Regions from separate parts of the Homo sapiens genome. Here region 1 is linked to region 2. The links are chromatin loops, found by intact Hi-C in ENCODE. Cell type or tissue: heart left ventricle. All regions are shown on one strand. Each heading gives the region's core, and the rest is flanking DNA. Links, peaks and the distances in the headings are about the cores only. Region 1 overlaps LOC105377684 (a long non-coding RNA gene). Region 2 has its middle 110 kb from the start of LINC01847.

Region 1 (2,923 bases), core at 216-2,715, 160 kb after region 2:
ATGTTTATGCGTTAGTCTGTATCTGACCCATATTTTTATTTTCACTCTTTCCCCCATGCCTCTTTCTTTCATTTTCTCTTTCTTCTTTTTTCTTCTCTTTACTCTCTCTCTCACTTCCCTTGTACAATGTATGCTTTTTGGGTATATTTTAAAAATTTACTTTATGTATTGAATAATGGCATATTATTTCCTATCCTTTTTTTTTCCTCAGAGAAGCAAAATATCTTACATTTTCTTTCTAAAAAATAAAATGGATTTTTACTATGTGGCCCATCCTTAATTCTTCATGTGAGTCATATTGATCTTTGCTATAGCATTATACATTAAACTAATGGCTTCTTTCTAAGTGAACTTAAGACTGTGTATGTATTTTTTGAATGGGAGCAAGTTTCAAGCTCTGTATTACAAAAAATAAATTTGTAACTTATCCTAGCTTCACATCTGAGTCCATTGCTTTCTGAAATGTCTGAGTGAAAGTAAAAGGACTAGGAAGCAGAATGCCTGGAAGTGGGAAAAAGTCTTGTATTTCTCCAGGGGAGGCATTTGAGACATATTTCAGATGGCTGATTCGTATAATTTGAAGTTACAATTGCTTGTTCATTTTAAGCAAGTTACCTGCCCATGCACCCATGCATGTGCACACAAACATACATACGCTTTGCAGGATGTTTCAAGGTAAACAGCCAAATACGTCTTATAACAAATTCTTTCTTGTATATCAAAACCATTATTACCAATATCAATTCACAGTTTCCAAAGAGAGTTAACTTTGCTTGGCTACCACATTTTCCGTAAACCCAAGGCTGTCTACACTGGTATTCTCTGCAATCAGGAAATGAGCAGATCTGAAAATGAGGTGTCCTGCTATTTGGGCAACACACAGACTGCTGGAATGTTCTTATCTTCCTGGCAAATTCACTGGGGGAACATTTGACCATGGCCACTCCACAGCACAGTTGCTGTCACTCCAGCATAGTATGCGTGGAAGAATGCAAGTGCACAACATGTTTGCCTGGAAACTTGCCCACAGTTCATTACCAGAGAGTCCAGTCTATTGTATCTTAGCCAAATTAAGGTTTGGGAAGTATTCGTTTTGTGGTGAGTTCAAATTTTCTGTGTCTTTGACCCTTATTCCTCTCAGAGAACCAAAGTAGAAAAAGCTTAGCTGTTCATAAACATAGCATATAAATTAATCATGATTTGGGTCCTGAGGCTTTTTTTTTCAATAGTGAAGGTCAAGGCAAATGCCATGACACAGCCTGTCTTTCTATAATAAACAGCTGCTTTCCTAAGAAAAGTTGCACTAACAAAATTTGTCCTGTAATAATTTCTGTCATTTATTGACTGCTTATTATCTGTTAGACACTGTGCTGAGGTCTCACAAGATCATTTCATTGACTCCTCACAGCCCTAAAGATAAGCACTATTATGATCCTCATTTTACAAATGAAAAACTGAGGCCGAGTGCTTAGATGATTTTTACACTATTCTTGATGGTGCCTAGGTTCAAAGTCTAATTCAAATAAGTCTAATTCAGAGTGTTTTTTCCTAATCACTGTGCTCGACCACTTCTCATTGAAAACAAATAAAAAATTGTTGAAATGGAGAAAAAGAGTTTAGGAGTTAGAGAGTTTCTTTTATACAGTTTTATTACTTTTGCTGCTCATTATTAGTGCAAAATGAAAATAAATTATAGAACAGTTCACAACTACAAATGGTCGACAAAAGTAAACTCACACTGAGAAACCAACCACTCCTACAAGTAGCAGTGTGCTTCTGTGTTTTGGAAAACCAACTTTTCTTATTTAAGTGATGACAATTATACAGTGATTCTATCAGAACTCTAATGTTCTGCACAGTTAAAATTGAATGCCCTAATTGGTCAATGCCACTACATCTAGCTTGCATTCTGAAAATAAGCTATTGGAGAAATGCCTGTAAATCTAAGGTAGCTTTTTCAGCTATAAATAGGCCAGGATATATATATATATATATATATATATATATATATATATATATATATATATACAATTTTTTTTTTGAGACAAAGTATTACTCTGTCACTCAGGCTGGAGTGCAGTGGCACCATCATAGCTCACTGCAGCTTTGAACGCTTGGTCTCAAGTGTTCCTCCCACCTCAGCCTCCCAAGTAGCTGGGACTACAGGTGCAAGCCACTAGTTCCAGCTAGTGAATTTTTTTTTTTTTTTTTTTTTGTAGAGACAGGGTCTCACTATGTTGCCTAGGCTGGTCTTGAACTCCTGGCCTCATATGATCCTCCCATATTGGCCACCCAAAATGTTAGGATTACAGGCATGAGCTTCTGGGCTCAGCTACGTCAGATTTTTTAGGGAACCCCATGTTTATTTCTTGCCACATCTGAATTTTTAAGTTTCACATCATACGGAAAAAACCACTGAGCTCATTGTATTGGCTTTATTTTTTTTTTTTAACTAAATGTCTACAACCATCAGAGAACTGGGAGCATTGTGTCCTGGGAAAGAGCACAACCATGTAGCCTTTTCCTTATGTCTCATGTCTCATACTGCACTGGTAGACAGATGGATACTCAGTGTATCAGCAGATTTCTGCTGTAATAATTCTATGTAGCAACAACCCTCCTCCCAAACCTCAATAGCTAACAAAAAAAAAATTCAATTTAATGTTGATAGGGATATAGGCAGCCTGTGAATTGGCTTTGCTCAGCTGGGCTAAGCTAGACTCCAATCTGTGGTTTGGGTTTATGCCTGCTCCGTATGTCTTTATTCCAGGACTCAGGCTGAAAGAGTAATGATTACTGGGAACGTACGCCTTACTCAAAGGTAAAAAGTTTGAGACGCTTGACAGAAACTTGCTGTCTCTTAAAGTGTCTGCTCAGAATTGGTGTATTCTCATTTTACTTCTGCCTATATTCATTGGCCAAA
Region 2 (2,923 bases), core at 260-2,759:
TGGTTAAAATGCTCAGACATTTTAGGACAATTCCTTTCTGACTTGCTGTAGTAAATTGCTACTAATTTTCACTACTTCGATTAAGAAAATAGAATGTAGAAGGAATAAAGGTACCCGTCAGAGCATCATCGTAGAAACAAGAGTCTCAGCTGAAAAAATTTTTTTCTCTTAGGAATCATAACAACATAAAATATAGGAATTGCCATACTGGGACAGACACAAGTCCACACAGGCTCATAGTCTGCTGCCAACAGAGGTCCCACGGGATGGGCACCCAGAGGGCACAGTCATGCTGTACCCTTCCTTGATCTCAGTTAGTAGACAGAGAAACCATTTCCCCCATGACGTCAACCATAAAGGTTAGGTATATCCCAGCACCCATTTATGGCTCTGTCATGCATAAATATACTCAAACTCTCTGACTGCTTGTGCTATCCCCCTTGGGGTTCTGTGTTTCATTAGTTTATTTTCAACCGTGTGATACAAAATTTTAAAAACTCTATTTCCAGCTTATTTTGAGGTTTGAAGACTGATCATCTATCCCAGTAGGCATCAAACTTAATAATGCAAATGAAATACATCTAGCACATGATAAAACCCGACACATCATAAATGATTCATAAGGGATAGTGATGACACTGATGATGACGATGATGATAATGATGATGTTTTAATCCTCAGTAATCCTGCTTGCTCTAAGGCAGACTTGTTCAACTGGAGGCCTGCGCATTGCATGTGGCCCAGGACAGCTTTGAATGAGGCTAAACACTAATTTGTAAACTTTCTTAAAACATTATGAGATTTTTTTGTGATTTTGTTTTTCATCAGCTATTGTTAGTGTTAGTGTATTTTATCCATGGCCCAAGACAATTCTTCTTCTTTCAATATGGCCCAGGGAAGCCAAAAGATTAGACACCCCTGCCTAAGTCCTTGGCCAATTACTCGAAATCACATTATCTTTCCCATTTTACAGAAGGGCAAACTAAGGAGGGCCCATCAAAGTTATATGGCTTGATAAAAGGAATCAGAGAAGAAAAAAATGGAAGGTCAGAGAGCAGTTCACCGAAAAGTTAAAGCTTACAGTACGAGCTAGAAGCTTAAAGAGTGGCTTTGAGACATGCTGCCCTTACTCCCTGTAACCCACCTACCCAGTCCGGCCCTGGGGCTGCATTTGCTGATCAGCTGCCTTTGCCACAGTGGAGATCTAAACCCAACTCCGAAAGCTCTGGGGCCAACTAGCCTGACACGAATCCTTCAAGTCTAGTGTGCGAAAGGATCCATTTTATTTATTCTACCCTCATGATGGAAATAGCCCAAAACACGCCCTTGTGCTTATTAAGCTACTTCCCAGCCAAAGCCAGCCAGAGAATGTTAATTATCTCATCCTTTTTCCCATTCCACGATGAATTACTGATGTCCAGAGCATGCTATCTTTAATTGTGAGGTATTCCAGAATAAGCAGGTTATCGAAAATATGCAAAGGAGGAGAGTTTTGGTTCAGCCCTGGGAGGCTGATGTGGGAAAATTTATCCTTATTTATTTACATGGTAATGGGATGAGATTTTGCCAGCTTGCTAATAGGTTCTTAAAGAGAAACAGGCTTCCTGTGGCCTAATTAGAACGATTGGTTGCCCTGCTGCCACATAAAACACCAAACCAAGAAGGCCATGGTTTCCTCTTTCTAGATTCTTCTTCTCTTTGGGGGACCATCTGCATTATTTGCATGGGGGAGGCAGGATAGTAGAGTGGATGCAGCTTTCTCTGGTTTCAAGATAGCTACTCTCAATAGCTATTTGGCCTGAGATGGTGCATTTAATCTCCCCTAAGCCTCAGTTTTCCTATCAATCAAATGGGGATGGTTATGCTTTTCCCCTAAACCAACTTAGCAAGTTTGTTTAGAGGACAAGATTAAAACGTTGGTTTTAAAAGTGCAATGATCGGATTTTGTATCTCTGAAGAGCACACGTGATTTTCCGGAAAGCAAAAGACAGGTCGTAATCATATTTAAAAATAAACCTTAGCATTTTCTAAGTGCTTGGCCAATTACTCCAAATAACATTCATTCCAGAGGCTGCTGGGGGGTGGTGGTGAGTCACGTGATGAATGTATTAGATTGTGGAGCAGCCAGAGACAGCCTGCAGCATCTCATTCCAAAACCAGGCAGGAAACAGGCTGGGCCACAGATAACCCCAAATCTCTCTTGCAACAGCCATTGGTTTCCTTTTCTTACTGATGCCCAGAAACCTCTCTGAGGTCTTCCTACTTTGTCTTTACCCTTTTGGTCTTCTCAGTTACTCAATACATGTTTATTGTGTGCCTCCTATGTGCCAGGCACTGGGCTGGGTGCTGGGTAGAGACACAGTCTGGGGCGGGAGAATTTGTGGGGGAAGAAAAACGAATACACAAATAAACATGTAATTACAAAGGAAAGTAGAACTGGAGGCCCTGAGAAGGTACAGCAAGGCACAGCTAAATTATATGAGAGGGTCAGGAAAGGCCATTAAATTTGAACCAAGGCCCGAAAGCTGTACCCATCAGATCAAGAGTAGGAGAAGGGCACTCCAGCTAAAGGGAACAGCACGAGGGAAGACAAGGAGGACCTGGGGGTGTTGGAGGAATGAAAATAGTAGGGCGAGGTGTGAGTGTGCATGCATGTGTATGCACACGTGCACACACACACAAGAATGAATCATGAAGAGAGGGGAGGGTGGGGTCAGGTGAAGTAGCAGGGGCCAGGGAGGCCTGGGTTTAGACCCTGGCTCTGCTACCTGTTATCTGTGTGCTCTCGGGTAAGCCACATGGCCTCGCAGAGCTTCAGTCCCCTTGTAAAGGGAAATGAATGACGGGTAGCTTGTGAGTCAACCAGAGGCTCACCGTTCACTACAATAGCTTACGAGGCCTCTCTGATCTGACCCGTGTTAGC

The links. A loop is a pair of places that touch in the nucleus more often than their neighbours do. Peaks named below come from ENCODE experiments on the same cell type or tissue, not always from the same donor. Only the 100,000 strongest peaks of a DNase experiment are listed, where the experiment ranks them.
Region 1: a loop joins it to region 2, with 2.3 times the contacts of the local background. A loop is called at or near these places in 3 of 110 quality-filtered maps.

Annotation. Positions count from the first base shown.
Region 1 is chr5:159,603,847-159,606,769 of GRCh38, reverse strand. The region is part of intron 16 of LOC105377684 (a long non-coding RNA gene); the gene reads right to left. Among named protein-coding and RNA genes, the nearest start is that of LINC01845, 140 kb to the right of the region's middle. In heart left ventricle, for the core only: no CTCF peak of the experiment used is centred there; no DNase peak of the experiment used is centred there; H3K27ac peaks cover 1,437 bases.
Region 2 is chr5:159,763,686-159,766,608 of GRCh38, reverse strand. No RefSeq gene overlaps it. Among named protein-coding and RNA genes, the nearest start is that of LINC01847, 110 kb to the left of the region's middle. In heart left ventricle, for the core only: no CTCF peak of the experiment used is centred there; no DNase peak of the experiment used is centred there; H3K27ac peaks cover 907 bases.